2 separate regions of the Mus musculus genome follow, and region 2 is linked to region 1. The links are chromatin loops, found by intact Hi-C in ENCODE. Cell type or tissue: gastrocnemius. All regions are shown on one strand.

Region 1 (8,000 bases):
GCTGCCGCCTTTACCCGTCTTGAGTGCCTTCAGGTACTCTCCAAGGGCCTCCCTGACCTTGGCGGTGCCTGTCGTTCTCATGAGATCCTTCAGTATTTCCCCATCTCCTTTCTTTTTACTCACGTTCACCTACAAATCAGAAAAATAAAAACCTAAGAAAAAACTGGTTAAATGTATTCTTAAAACACTGGATCCTATTGGTAACTGGATGGCAGAGGGAGAGAGTGGTTCAGAGACGTAGGCTGCTTCACAGTTGCAGAGGATCTAAGATCTTAAAACGTTTTGAGGATGGAATATAAAATGAACCATTTCATTTACCTTTGAAGTTGTGTGTATAAGCACAGGAGTTAAATAGCTTGTGGCTTTATCTAGAGATGGTCTGGTATGGCAGCCAGTATCCACCTGTGGCTAAGCATTTATGAGGTATATGATCTGAACTATGCTGTACACACAGAAGACTCCAAAGACTAAATACCAAGAAAAAGTAAAGTACCTCATCAATAACTTGTGAACTGCATGCTAAACTCATATTTACTCTCCCCTGGATTAAAAGTTTTTAATTACTTACCTGGTTTTTAATGTGGATACTAGAGAATTTTAAATTGCAGTATGTGGGTGGCATTTATACTGAATAATGCTGGTCTACAAACCTGAAGCTTCTAACCAAGAAGTTCCCGCATAACCTGGACTTGAATTATATACTCTCGGTAGAGAGGTAAATCATTTGGGAGAGGAAAAATGGATGAGAGCAACAGAAATGAAGAGACAGGGATGTATCAAGTGGTTTGCTATCCTTTTTTTCTCTCGGTTTTTCGAGACAGGGTTTCTCTGTGTAGCCCTAGCTGTCCTGGAACTCACTCTGTAGACCAGGCTGTCCTCGAACTCAGAAATCCGCCTGCCTCTGTCTCCTTGAGTGCTGGGATTAAAGGCGTGCGCCACCACGCCCGGCTGGTGCTAGTCTCAAACTATTGCAGGTCCCAGTAATTCTGCGCTGAACTGCGCCTAAGTCTGGCATCTGCTCTGCTAGATTCTACTGCAGCATACTTTAGATCTGTTTAATATGCCACCAGAAAGCTGCACTTCTCATGAGCGCTGTGGGGAACAGCAGCACCAGAGTACAACAAGCTAAGTCTGAAGGTATGAGACATGACCTCAGTGACCTTCAGTAAAGGCAAGACCTCAGAAATGCTGCTTGCTCTATGTTAGACTTTGGCTAGACTGTCTAGATTTGGGATTACAGGTGCTGTACAATGGTCCTGAATCCCAGAGGCAATTCGAAGAGGCAAGACAGGCATAAAGAAGTGATGAGATGAATCCAAAAAGGACACCTAAAGGCTGAGAACTGTCCCCATTAAGGGGAAACAAACAGTCTAATTCAGTAAGCCATGCACATGGCTCAAGCACTTCCCAGCACATGCCTTGTCACATTTAACCTGAAAGCATCGATGAACTAACTGCACAGGTAAGAGCTAGGCTGCCTGCTGTCACTCCCCTGCCCAGGTACTATACTTGGTCCTGGGAGTCTGAAGTTTCCTAGGACTTCCTCCTTTTCCACACCTCTGCTCCATCTCTCAGACACCCACAGTGTATAACACAGTGGCAGACAACCCCCATAATTCACAACTTCCACAGGACCAATCTAATGAGCAGTTTGCAAATGTCCAACACCTATAGCTGAAGCTTAACCAGAGAACAGGAGAGCACCAGCAGATACCTCAGTGTCATTGATTTCGTTTTCTTCAGAAAGGCTGGGTATTTCAATAAGTCCCTTGTGTTTTGCACCAGATTCTTTAACTGTACCTAAAATAAGCAAAGTGGATCCAATTAATAACTGGTTTATGCAAAAGACCTCTGCTTGAATGAATAGCCCATATGTGGCCTCACTCCCCTTTCAGGGTTATGACCACATCAGAGACCAACCAAGACAGGGACCAGCCAACATGGTACACAACACACCTATCCCCTTTCAGTATACTCATCTAGGGCCAGGGGGAGTATTTAAAATAGTTTTGATTAAAATGCGTACGGGGCACACCGGCAGGACCATGCAACTGGAACAATATTCAGATGCATCCACATTGAGATACTCTGGCATCATCTAAAGCAGCTCACTGCTACAAAATAAGGTGAGGCTCCAGAAGTGCTACTCTGGCTAAATTCAATGAAGGGAATGGTTGTAGGAGACAGGTGTGCTAAAATGCAAAGGTCAGCTCTGGATCTCCATTCACCTCTGCAACTTGAGATGTCAAGGAGTGAAACAAGCTGATGGGGTCATTAGGACCAGCAGCAACCACAGAGAAAGTGAGGGCAATGCAAGAGTCAGGCGTGATGCTGCTTACACGCACGTGCATTAACCTAGAGCCCTCTGCACACTAGGCAAGCATTCAGATGCTGAGCTACATCCCAAGCTCTTAGCTTTCTTGTGAAATGGGATCTTTTTATTGTGGCCCAAGCTAGTCTTAACTTGCAGGGAACTTAGTAGGACTGCTTTGATGTTTGACACCTCCCTGACTCAGAGGCCAAGGAAGGCTCAGTGAGCTTCATCTTAACAAACTACACAGAAAGTAGCCAACTCTAGGCAGACACCCGAGTTCTTAACACAATACGGTCGGTCTTCCATACCCACATCTCTCCTTGTTCTCTCCCTTTCCCTATGATTGACCTTTGGTCATGTCAACAAGTATTGAACCATAAGCTAAGTACCACGTGTCTTGGTAAAGTCAAGACAACTATGAACAAAAAGGTCCATCAACAGGTAAAGAGATAAAATGTGCTCTGTCCACACAATGCACATAAAAACAGCATAAAGTACTAAAACATGGTACAAGGTGGAATGAAAGCAGAGAGTTTTATGTATGACAGGATTCTATCTATATGGATTGTCCAAAGAACCCAATCTTAGGATAAAGTCCCCAAGGGAGGGCTGACAAGATGGCTCAATGGATAAGGAACTTACTGCTGGGGCCTAGTGACTTGAATTAAATTCCTGTGTCCTTGCACCTCACATGCCCACCATGGCACACATGCCCACACACATAATAGAATTAAGACAACAAAGATAAGCTAGCAAGAGGCAAAAGCACTTGCTACCAACCAACTCTGCCTTCTACACGTGCTACGACACCCAAGTATGTGCGCACACACACAGAAATAATTTTTTAAGTTTTGAAATAATTAAACATTTTTAAGGGAAGCAGGCATCTGTGGAGGAAGGGTGGCAGGTGGCAGCTGCATTAAGGCCCTAGTCACAGATGCTGGTAAAAGGGCTTAACTGAGAAAGAACTGCCCCTCAGGCATCTAGAGTAGTGAAGTGCAGCTTTCAGAACATAGCAACACCAAGCACATCCGAACATCAGCTACTGCTACTAAACGTTAAGACTGTACACAGGGTGTCCCCAACCTGCCTCTTGCCAGGACCCCCATTACCTTTCCAGGCCAGCTTGATGTTCCACTCATAGAAGAAAATAAGCTTCCCTTTGCGGCTGTTACATGAAGCCTCACCTTCCACCTGTTTCAACTCACTGATCTCACATCGGCCAGCCTCATTCTCCATAGCAATGCCAACCAGGAGCTCTCGGAGCTTCCCCTTGGACCAAATGGTGGCATCCCGCTCTGTCCTGCCAGAGAATAGAAAGACAGGTGAATGGCCCAGCTGGTCTCCATCTGAGCAGCCAGGATGCCATCCAAACCCAGACCAGGTGAGTCCTGGTATTCAAGCAGCCTCCAACTCGCAAATGTGCTTCTCTGACGAGGTTTCTACTAGGTATCTTCTAAGCCTGTTGCTCAGTTTCTTAAGACACTATTATTCACCATATAATAATGGGTAATCTTAAAAACAATGGCCCCGGGGAAAAGGGTCCAGCAATCTCCACCCCAGGAAATGGATTGGCTAAGCTGCGGCCACCTGTAACGGTGGTAGTCATTTAAATAGCCTTAACCACAATATCAGTTATCTGGCATTTCCATATTTATCTTATGCATTCTCTCTAATGTTCTCATCTAAGGGGACAAAGAGCAGCCTGAGACGTCAGTGTCCTAATCATAGAATCCAGCCTAGAACATAATTCTTTCAGGACAGCTAAGTCATCTTATGGTGCAGTCTGGGCTCTGCTTCCCTCAGCTTTCCCCAATGCCCGCCAAAGAGGCAGACATCTCCCGGTATTCCTGAGACACAAAGGGGGGCAGATAACTAGTGCAAACTGAGACAAAGCAAAGAAAGTGAGATCCAAGTCCCTGCCTTCCTACTGCACACGGACACAGCACCGTCGGCGCACGCACGCGCACTACGCATCTCAAGGCCGAGGATGGCTGGGTGAGGGGCGACCGAGGCACAGCTGTCCGGTAGGGTGAGACAGAAGTCCCTTCTGGAGCTCGCCCAACTTCAGGAGGAGCCTGAAGCCGTAGGACCAGCGCAGTTAGGAACCGTCTCCCGCCACGGGCAGCCGTGCTGCGGCGCCGCGCGGCCCTCCCAGGAGCCCGCCCGCCTGCTCGCGCCCGGGGCCCACCGCACCAGTGCCAGTTGTTCACGTTGGTCCCGTCCTCCCGCTCCTCCACGATCCAGCGCGGGTCCCCCTGGCCCCACTTGGCCATGGCGGCGCTGACGACGACGGCCCTGGTAGCGGGAGCGCGCGGGTTTCCGGCCAGAAGGTCTGTGAGCCGATCGCCCGCAGCTCCCAGAAAGTGCCAGAAGTCCCCGCCCCGGGCCGCCCCGGCCACAGCCTGCCCCGCCCCCCGCTGTCCGCTCCCCGCAGCCAGCTCCACCCCACATCGACTCTGCCCCAAGCCCGGTTACGCCCCCAATATGCCACACCTCTGGGCGCCGCCCTCTGCAGGCTTCTCCCCCACCCCACCCCCGACTTCGCCCCGCCTCTCTGCCCTAAGACCCCGCCCTATGCCTCCTGGCGCTGTCTTCTGCTAGGCTCCTCCCCGACTTCGCCCCGCCCCCCGGTCCTAAGGCTCCGCCCTGGCCCTAGCCCTCCGCTTTGTAACCCCTGGTTCGCCTTGTTCTTGCCGCTGGCTCCTGCTGCCCAGCGAGGCTTCTGGCCAGGGCTTTCTACGAACGACCGAGACTCCGCCCAGGGCTCGTACCAGAGCGGGTTGTCCATTTTCTGAGGCCCTTGGGATGGGAGCTGCGCAGGTCCCTAAGCAGAGGCCCGCGAGGGTTTACTGAAAGAATGCTTTTTTTTTTTCCATGCAGTGATCCTCTAGAGACAAAAGATCGTGCTTGCAAGTGCCTGGGATTGTGGATACAGTTACAATAAGGGTTTATTAATTCTTTCCATCGTTTTTCACCTTCTAGCAAAAACTGAAGCCACCATCTGGAAAGTGTTTCTTAGGAGATTATTTTAACAAATAAAATAGGTAGTTCAATGGGAGATGGGGAAGGACCTGGCTGCTCTGTGCACTTGCCATTCAGTGGTCTGCTTATCAGCAAAACAAGCTGAAAGGGCTATGGTGTTTATTGGAGCTATTGCATTTCGATGTGTTCTTCGAGAAGTTACATCATTCAAACTGCTGAAGCAATGCTGTGACCCCCCCCCCCAAATCAAACGGCATTGTTAGTTCAACTGATCATACCAAAGGCACAGCTGACAGAAGGCAAGACTCTAGCGATGATTGGCGTGTACTTTGTGTGCCTACTTTTCATCCAGTTCTTCTGTTTGCTCCTGATAAAACATTTCATGATAAGATTTAGATATGTTCATTTGAACCTGACAGAAAATAAGACTTCTGAGGGTAGAAGCTGCTACAATCACTAAAATGTATAAATACCAAAATATACAAGAACTACTCCCAGTAGAAATAAATTTACTGGAATGTAACTCGATTGTGAGTCTAGGAGACCAATGGACCCTGAAGCACTCTTCAGATCTGCGATTTAAAAATGACCTCCAATAAGACATTGCAAAAATGGGAAAGAAACAATGGAAAAAGTAAAAGAGTGGGGAAGGTGGCCCCGAAAGAAACTGTCCTAGAAAAAGTACTGGGTCAATAGCTAGTGAACAAAACCATGGTGTTCCCACACCCCCTGGGGGGGGCATTTATAGACCATAACAATAATTGAGACATTTAAGCAATTTCAGATGTCCAAAGTTAATTGAAGCTTTCTTTAATTTTCAAGAAATGATAAAACAATGGAAAAAGAAAATCCTTGCCTGGCAGTGAGTCTGAAGACAGCTGATCAAAGGGGAAGAAGTCCAGCCACAGATGGAAGAGAGATGACCTGGACAGTGGGCTGCAGTGGGAAGGAAGCCATGATTTCAGGACATGAAAAGTGGAGTCACACGAGGCTCACTGGGTGCTGGTGGGAGGCAGAGGGGTGTACCCTTAAACTGTAATTGTTTGGTGTAAACAGACTGAATTTGTGTCCTTCTCCAAAACATGGGCTTGATAATTGTGCTTTTAGTTTTTTTTTTTTTTTGGTTTTTCAAGACAGGGTTTCTCTGTGTAGTCCTGGCTGACCTGGAACTCACTCTGTAGACCAAGCCGGCCTCAAACTCAGAAATCTGCCTGCCTCTGCCTCCTGAGTGCTGGGATTAAAGGCGTGCGCCACCACGCCAGGCGCTTTTAGATTCTTTGTTTCGTCTATTATTGTGAGTTTGTTCACACTCATCCACAGTCCACAGTTGAGGTGTGGAGGACAGAGGACAGCGTCCCAGAGTCAGTTCTCTGCTTCCATCATGTGGACCCCAGGAATAAGACGGCTTCTACGTACATCGTGTATATAATCTTTATCATGTGTGAAAAATCACTACATTCTAGTGAAAAAGCAAGTTTGATATGTGAAGAAGTCAGTCATATGATGCAGACTCAGGCAAGACGCCTGAGGGGACACGTGATGTTTGGAGAGAGTATAGGACTCAATGGACAGGGTGCTTCATTGGTCTTGAGTCTTTGTCAGGGTCCAGCCTCAACACAGGATCGGAGTTCTCTACTGGAAGATTCATAGTGAATAGACACAGACTACTCTATTCACTCTGAGTACAAGCTGGCAGGCAACTTTTCAAGGCTTAAAGGTTTTCTTCTCTCTCATTCCCTGCTCTCTCTCTCTCTCCCACTCGCTCGCAGCTTGAGGCGGCACACACTCTGCATTCAATTGTGTATTCTGCTTTTCTTCTGTGTGCTTTTCTTTTCTTGAACTCTCACACTCACACACACCTCTGTGTGTTCCCCTTTTACTCTCACACACACCCTCCACAAGCATTGCACACACACTTTCCTTTCACTCCCACACACATTTTCCATACACACCTCACATTCTCTCTTCACTCACTCTTCATTCACTCTCCGCATTCACCTCACTTGCTCTCTCACTCGCTCTCTTGCCTTTTTCTTGCCCCATCTTTTATTGATACTCCAAAAGCAGGTTAAAAAAAAAAGACATTGTATAATCATTGCCAAATCAAATTCAAAAGAATAACCATGTCCCACAAAGAATCAAGAACTACAATTGTTCCCCAAAATTTCAAGCTTCCCTATTCCCAGGTCAACAGACAATATAATAATTGCAAACTTATTATTTAAACTTTAACTTATTATACTTCAGAGCTCAGAGCCCAGCTACTTGTATTTTCTTATGAAGCTCTGATGATAAATGACATGGACAAAGCTGCCAGGCAGTGACCAGAAAGAATCAAGTTAACCCTTAACTCAACAGTTCCACTAGCTTTCTGCTTCTGCACATTGCGCACAATGACTCTCCTAAGAGTCCCAGTGTTTTAACTTAATTATACTAATATAAGATCTTACATATTCTATACTTGCTTATCCAGGAACCACTCTCAAATGTTGTGCAAAACTTATTTCATAACTTTAATGATTTTTTTTTCTTTCTTGGAGTCCCAATGTTGGCTCTCTTTCATTTTCTAATAATTTCTTCAAACTTTCTTTGCAAGTCAAGCATTAATCTGGAACTACCATTGTGCAGTTAGTGCATTGCTTCCAAGATGAGAGTTCACAGTGTGCACCTGGGTCATTAGGATTCTGCTGTGCTGTGCCCC
Region 2 (8,000 bases), 130 kb after region 1:
CTGCCATACCCGGGGATCCATCCCATAATCAGCCTCCAAACGCTGACACCATTGCATACACCAGCAAGATTTTGCTGAAAGGACCCTGATATAGCTGTCTCTTGTGAGGCTATGCCGGGGCCTAGCAAACACAGAAGTGGATGCTCACAGTCAGCTATTGGATGGATCACAGGGCTCCCAATGGAGGAGCTAGAGAAATTACCCAAGGAGCTGAAGGGGTCTGCAACCCTATAGGTGAAACAACAATATGAACTAACCAGTACCCCCAGAGCTCGTGTCTCTAGTTGCATATGTAGCAGAAGATGGCCTAGTCGGCCATCATTGGGAAGAAAGGCCCCTTGGTCTTGCAAACTTTATATACCTCAGTACGGGGGAATGTCAGGGCTAAGAAGTGGGAGTGGGTGGGTAGGGGAGTCGGGGTGGGGGAGGGTCTGGGGGACTTTTGGGATAGCATTTGAAATGTAAATGAAGAAAATATCTAATTTAAAAAAAGTCAGAGTAGAAGTTGTTTTTAGAAATGTGTTAACTCAGGGCTAGAGAGATAGCTAAATGTTAAGATCACTGGATGCTCTTTCAAAAAACCCAGGTTCAATTCCTATAACCCACATAGCTCATAACCATCTATTAATTCCAGTTCCAGGGCCTCCAAGGGCACCAGGTACATGGTACAAACACATGCAGACAAAACATCCCAGACATAAAATATTAAAATAACAAAGTAAAAAATACTTAACTCAAAGGAATCATGTACATATGCTCTTGAAGAAGAGTAAAGATTATCTTTATCAGCTATATTTCCCTTTGGTATATATCTGTTATCAGTTGACAATATTAGTAAATAAAATACTTGGCTTCTGGCTTTTATTTTTGTATTATGTGTTTCCATCAGGAATAATCCCTAATTCTGTCATCATCTAAGTATTAACCAGGCCTGACCTTGCTTAGCTTTAGAGATCAAATGAGACTGGGTATGTTCTGAGTGGTATGGCCATAGAATTCACCCTAACCTGGGATTAGGAACTGAACCCACTGTCTGATGACAGTACTAGCTGAGCTACTAAGCAATACCCCTAGCCTCAATAAAATCTAATTCCAACTTTTACTGGAAAGCAAATCCAGGGGGATCTGACTTGTAACACTATATTTTCTTTTCTTCTATTGCATATCTCAGGCTATTGTTGTACTAAGGACTGATCCCAGGGCCTCAGACATACTAGGGAAGCACTCTACCTATGAAGATGCCAAAGCTGCCAAGGAGGCCCCCGAAGGAAGCAAAATTGACAGAAATAAAACTATCTTGGACTAGACAATGCCTAATGGTGAAGGGGAGGCCACAGAGTTTTCCTAGAAGGCAGGGGTGATAGGCTACCAAAAAAAAAAAAAAAAAAAAAAAAAAAAAAAAAAAAAAAGAAAGAAAGAAAGAAAAGAAAAGAAAAAGAAAAAGAAAAAGAAATCTGACTCTCCCCTGGGCAGCTGTTCTGTCCTTGTCTACCCTCTTCCATTTGAAACAAATGTTTTCACTGTTACCCATTAGATGGCAGAACCTCCTGAGGCCATTTCAAGACAGTAGTCCTGTGGTCTACTTGGAGTCCATCTAGGCAACATGTTAACACAGATTTTCCCTGCTAAGTTTGACTTGATATTCATATACACTTTTCAAGGAGATAAATGATAGAGATGGCCTTTCTTGTTACGTTTTAAGTTCATATTTGAATTCTGTTTCATCTCATGTACTAAACCATTTTTTACATAAATAGTTTTTGTTGTTTTTTGTCTGTGTCTGGACTGTAAAAGATGGAATGTTTTACCATGATTTTTACTTCAGTGACATTAAGACAAACTAGAAGTCCTAAACTGAAGAGAAAAAAAAAAAAAAACAGAACAAGAAAACCCAACACTGAGAGTAAATAAGTAAAAATGAAACCATCAGTGGAATTATTGGATACTGTAATTCCAGTACTCCAGAGGCTGAGGCAGGAGAATCTTTGAGTTCCAGGCCAGCTTGGATTTCATAGTGAGTTCCAGGTATAGTGGTGCACTCTTATAATCCCAACATTTTGGAGGTTAAGGCAGAAGATACTTCACCCTGAGCTGTAAATTTCATATAAAAAACCCCACAAATATCAGGGGCTGGAGAGATGGGTTAGTGGTTAAGAGCACTGGCTGCTCTTCCATTGGATCCAGGTTCAATTCCCGGCACCCACATGGCAGCTCATCACTGTCTGTGACTCCAGTTCTAGGAGAGTCTGACTCCCTCACACTAATGCACATAAAACAGAATTAAGTAAGTTATATTCAATAACCCACCAAACCCAAAGCATGACAAAAACTGGCTTCTAAATCTCAAACTAGTGTCCGTGAGTGTAGGAAAAGACTATGCTTCTCCTATAAGAATCCTTAAAGTTTGATTCTGAGTATAAAATTAATAAAGTCAATTATGTTATCAGGATGACTAGGCTATCCGTATTTCAGAGTCCATTTGCTTTTCTCCTTATAATTTAATCTATACCAAAAAATGCTTTAAATGTTCATCACAACAGGATGATGGTGGCACGCCTTTAATCCCAGAGCTGGGGAGGCAGAGGCAGGTAGATCTGAGTTCAAGGCCAGCCTGTGTTCTTATATTATTTGTTTGTCTATAAAAAATTATTTATTTATCTGGCTGTCCTGGAACTTGCTCTGTAGACTAGGCTGGCCTCAAACTCCTGAGTGTTAGGATTATATTAATGTTACAGAAGATATAATGCTCTCCTCTGGTCTCCTTTAGCACTATAAGAACGTGGTGCACAGAAATCAATGAAGTAAAACACTAACACAAAATAAGATAGATATACTTTTTTTTACTTCGATGTTTCTTTCCATCTCACCGGGCGGGGTGGGAGCATCCGCTTTCCGGTGCTGCTGCTGCCGTCTGTACTCCAGGAGGAGCCCAGAGACTGTTACTCACCTCTTTGGGTGTTGCTGCTGCCGTCTGTACTCCAGGAGGGGCCCAGAGACTGTTACTCACCTCTTTGGGCGTTAATCCAGGCACAAGCCTTGCCACAGTTTCCCAGTTGATGGTCTGAGGGATTCCAATCAATGGATAAAGAATCATATCCAATACCATTTGGTTATTATTATTCAGAAAATTATTGTTTTCTGGATATCCACGACTCATCTTTTAGAGCTAGAAATAGGGAAAACACACAGTATTATTACATCTGAAATTCAGATGTTTCCAGAACATTGTGGACTAGTCCATTCCTAAAAGTTACCTGCCACTATATAAAGAAAAAAAAAATAAAACTGGTATAAAGCAAACACCAAATACTCATCTAAAATCGCTTCAAACATAAAAGCTTTGAATATTATGACTTGAAAGATGGGTACATATAAGAATGAATTAAATATGTAGTAAAAAGGCAGAATCTTTTGTTTGTTTGTTTCAAGATGGGGTTTCTCTATGTAGCCCTGGCTGTCCTGGAACTCACTCTGTAGACCAGGCTGGCCTCAAATTCAGAAATCCACCTGCCTCTGCCTCCTGAGTGCTGGGCTTAAAGGCGTGCGCCACCACTGCCTGGCTTAAAAGGCAGAATCTTAGTGGCAAACTCCAGGTGACAGGTATTTGGGTTTTTATTAAAAACAAACAAACAAAAAAAACCCCAAACTTTGTCTCTGCTATGTGTTAAATTTTTTTCCAAATAAAATGTTCAGGAAAAGTTGAGTGTACTTTATTTTCTGAAAAAGTCACTAAGCATGCAGTTTATATACTGACTATTCATAGATAATAGCATCAAACCACGAAAAAAATCAAAATACGAAGCTTGCTGAAAGTAGTATAATCTCATTCTGTTCCTACATAATCCCCTCCTCGTTTCTCCTTGAGTGACTGCTCATGGCACAAATAATGGACCGTGGCTGAGCCTGCTGAACTTGTAGACATAATAAAATGAAATAGCCTAGCAACTTAACACAGCAGTTAATAGATCTGTGGTTGTTATAATGCTGTCTATCTATTATAGCGCTGTTATTTTTGTATGTTTGAAACAACTTCTCTCTGGAAAGTTCTTTTTCAACACTATTTTCTGAAGCAATGTGAAACTGACCTGACTGATCTGGCAGAAAATGGGTACTGGAAAAAAACCTTAAGAGCCAAAATGGAGGCAGCCATGGAGAGGCACAGGAGCCTGTGATCGCTATGAAAGCAGAGCTTGTCCTGATTTTACAACATAAGGAAACAGGTTTGGAGGAGTTAAGTAATTTGCACAATGCCATAGATCTAATAAGATGCAGAGTAAGGGTTCACTTTCCAATCTATGTTCTCTTCATTCTCTAAGGAGAAGTAGAGAGGTGGAGATGGTGGTCTAGGATGGAAAGGACAGACTCTAACAGAAAGCCAATTATGTTTTAATTTCACAACCCTGAAAGCTTTGGCCCATGAGGCAGGCTGGGGAAATTATACAAAGAAAGGAAAGAAAAAGAAACTACCCATCCACCCAAAGCTAAAATATTTCAGGAAGCTCTTTATGTCAATGGATTTAAGACATACTATTTTACCCACGCATTTACGAATACTCCATTATGTGTCAGGCACTGCAGCCGAAGTTGGAACACAGAATTAAAGAAGAAAACACTGGTAAAGGTTTATGGCTAGTCATGTTTTCTTAGTTTAGCTGTCTTAGTTTCTAGCTTGGGAATGCCACTTGAAAATAGGAGATGCTCTGTGGAAAAGTGTGGCATAACGTAGGGCAAAGATGACTAACCGACCAAGAGCAGTGTGCCCAGAGTCTGAAGGTCTGGTTTGAGTTTTAGCATCATCACAAGCCACATTAAAAGCCTATGACAGACAGTACAGAGAGAACAAAAAGGATCACCTTGTGAAGATAATAAAAGCACCTCCCAGAGAAATGAGACATGATATGTAAAGACAAAAGATACTTCCTAGGATTGGGACATTTAAAATAGCACACTGAGTAGAAATGTAGAAGCAGTCATTACCACTAGGTGGCTGTTTATATAAACAGGGTCATAGGGCATCAAATGTCAGCTAAAACAATACAATCCTATGTGTCTGCATAAACATTAAAAAGCAACAGTTAAGAGCACTTGATGTTATCACACAGGACCTGGGTTTGGGTCCCAGCAACCAAGTGGTTTCTTACAACTGTCTATAACTCCAGTTACAGGGCTATAATGCCCTCTTTTGGCCTTCATAGGCACTAGACAAATATATGGTACATCCAGATACATGCAAGCAAGCAAACACAAGGCACACATAAAATAAAAGCGAATAAATCTAAAATACAAAAGAAACACACAAAAAATTAAGCATTGTAAAGTTATAGCTTTCTGAGATGTACCTTACTGAAGGCCCAGTACAATGTACGAGTTACAAGTATAGATTCTGAAGTCAAACTGTCCAACTTTATATCTTGGTTCTACCATTAAGATATTGTCTAATTCAGATAATCCGTGTCTCAGTTTCCTCATCTGCAAAACAAAAGTCAAACCATAGGTGCTCTCTTTCTGTGATCCTTGGTAAGAAAATCACCTGACACAGTGAGGACTGGATGTCTGTAGCAGTAGCACTTCTGAGATTCTTAAACAGATTCATAAAGATAACAAAGCATAGCATGAAGTATGCTGCCAATAAAACAGGCTATGAATACTTACCAAGCTGCTCCATTTCTAGCAGTGCAATCTTGGGCTTGCTATAAGGAAAATAATAACTACTTTTAAGATTATTGTGAGAATTAAACAATACCATAAAGTACCCAGCACAGTGTCTGGCATGCAAAATGTGCACCACAATTTATTATGGCAATTGTTTTTCCTTATCCTATTTTGGCTGTTACTGACATAAAATTTTTCAAGAATTTTGTTGAATCCCTTAGAAAGCACTGCCCAGAACAGAATTTCATTTTTATCCACCTGGGGTAGGTCTGGCTTTGTAGTCCAGGCTGGCTTCTAACTCATGATCTTCCCGTCTTAGAGCACAGGGATTTCAAGTGTGTTCAGACACACTCAGCTCTTTGATTCCTCAAAAAAAAACAAACAAACAAACAAAAAAAAACCCCAGCAAAACAGATAGTGCCAAAAAATGTTTGCTGACTTAATAAAGTCTCAAAGCCTTAAAGAAACAATGTATCTTTTGGAACCCACTCCAAGCTGAAGATTTACAATTTATATGAATATTTAAGTACACACATTAAATAATGTGGAATCTTAATCTTCAGTGAACAAAATGTTGTTCTCTGCTTACATGGGTAATGTGTGCATTCCTTTTCCTGAGGACAAATGATTTGGAAAGCGGTGTTTAATTATAATTTGTTTGGACCTTAGGAAGACGTTTAGGATGGGAATGGAGATGTGCGAGGCCCTGGGTTGGACAACCAGCACTGGAAAGGAGAAAAGGCGACTAAACAGTTTAAAGTAGAACTCAAGACAAAGACCCCTTGTGTGCTGCTTTTTCACTTTTAACTTTCAGATATTTAATTAAAATTTATTTTCTGTTTTTGGTGGTGGTGGTGGCAGTGTACTCCACAAATGAGCTAAGTTCCCAGCACTTAATTAAAATAACAAGAAAGATGTCTCCATCAAATTCTTAAAAACTTGTATATTTCAAATATAATACTCATTTATTCGTGGTAATGGATGATTTAAGTAACTTGGGTGTGAATTTTTTTTCTGTTGACACAATTGAATCTTTCCAATCAAGGGAAAAAAACTACTGTGTATTCTAGTTAAACTAATCTCTGAGAATGTTTCCTTTAGGGTATGAATAACATACAGTCTTAGAACAGCTGGCACATGCATCTCATTCTGGAGAAAGGTATAAACGTATAAAAAACTATGACCAAAAGAAAATATCTAAAACTCAAAATTATCCTCTCATGCATGACACCATACTTTAAAAGTGTTTAAGGTATAATATATTTAGTAAATAAATAACATTATTTACTAAAATATAAAAATTCTATTGTTTTAACATTTTACACCTTTAAAGAACATAACCTATTCCTTATTTTGGCTTATTCATATGGACAAGCATCTGCTTTTCATTTTTCAATGAAAAGGGGGCTCTTGATCTTTCCCTAGGCAGAGGAGGGAGTGGAGGTGGGGGGTGGTCACAGGGACAGGTGGAAGGCCTCTGGCACAGCAGAGGGAGGCTGTTAGTCCTGATCTACAACAGACTTCCTGACTCTCATCCACACGTGTGACCCAGCCGGTTGGCTCTGATTCTGAAAGACCGGACATCACTGCCCACCCGGGTAAGTAGCCTTTCCAAGCCCGGGTCCGAGGCTCCCTGCGCGGCGCGTCCTCGGGACCGGGATTCCGCGGCGTGGACACCGACTCGAGGCGCGGGCTGGAGAGGAGCAGACAAAGGCATCGGAAAGCAGCCTGGCGGGGACTGTGAGGGCCGGAGTCCGGCGACCGAAGCTGGGCTCCGTCGCCAAGAGCGTAGGCGAGGGCGGCGGCGGGACGGGGCCGCAGGCAGCGCCCGGGCGTCCGCGGGCTTCCGGGCAGCGGGGCCCCGCACCGCCCGCCCGCCCGCCAGTCCGCCCGCCCGGATGGGCAGCGGCGCTCCCGGCCCTCGCCCCACTCCAGCTTCCGAGTGGGTGCCCCAGCCTCTCAGCGTCTCTCTCACCTCCACAGGGCCGCGGCGGCCCTCACCGCGCCGGTGTCACCTGCAGCGGCCAGCACCGCCCGCGCTCGCGCCCAGAACGGCGCGACCCGGCGCACACGCCAGGCTGAGGCGGCCTCACGAGCCGCGGCCGCACCCGCCTGCGCCCGCTAGCCAGCCGCCCAGCAAGAGCGCCGAGGGGCGGGGCCTGATCGACGCGCCCGGGCCAATCGCAAGCTAGCGCCGCAGCAGAGCATCCAATGAGCGACGAGATCCTGCGGGTGGGCGGGTGCGGGCGGTGCCAGAGTGCAGCCCACCGCTGCACAGAGCCTGCTCTTCACCCTGCCCTCTCTGGCTCGTCCTCTCTGGCCTGTCGCAGTGCAGCGTCCCCACTCTC

The links. A loop is a pair of places that touch in the nucleus more often than their neighbours do. Peaks named below come from ENCODE experiments on the same cell type or tissue, not always from the same donor. Only the 100,000 strongest peaks of a DNase experiment are listed, where the experiment ranks them.
Region 2: it touches region 1 in a loop (3-fold over the local background); 5 of 42 quality-filtered maps call a loop at or near these places.

Annotation. Positions count from the first base shown.
Region 1 is chr11:23,493,265-23,501,264 of GRCm38, forward strand. Ahsa2 (AHA1, activator of heat shock protein ATPase 2) reads right to left here and starts at 4,775. Exons shown (of 9, transcript NM_172391.4): 1 at 4,511-4,775; 2 at 3,427-3,617; 3 at 1,715-1,800; 4 at 15-129. The coding sequence starts at 4,590. It overlaps 1700030C12Rik (RIKEN cDNA 1700030C12 gene), which reads left to right and starts at 4,497. Exons shown (of 3, transcript NR_166706.1): 1 at 4,497-4,647; 2 at 5,198-5,321; 3 at 6,122-6,399. In gastrocnemius, no CTCF peak of the experiment used is centred here; DNase peaks (open chromatin) are centred at 3,633, 4,360, 4,862 and 6,223; H3K4me3 peaks cover 2,553 bases; H3K27ac peaks cover 1,910 bases.
Region 2 is chr11:23,625,866-23,633,865 of GRCm38, forward strand. 0610010F05Rik (RIKEN cDNA 0610010F05 gene) reads right to left here and starts at 7,766. Exons shown (of 22, transcript NM_027860.3): 1 at 7,628-7,766; 2 at 5,340-5,469; 3 at 3,008-3,166. The coding sequence starts at 3,157. In gastrocnemius, a CTCF peak has its summit at 4,991 (motif pointing right); DNase peaks (open chromatin) are centred at 7,293 and 7,841; H3K4me3 peaks cover 1,092 bases; H3K27ac peaks cover 917 bases.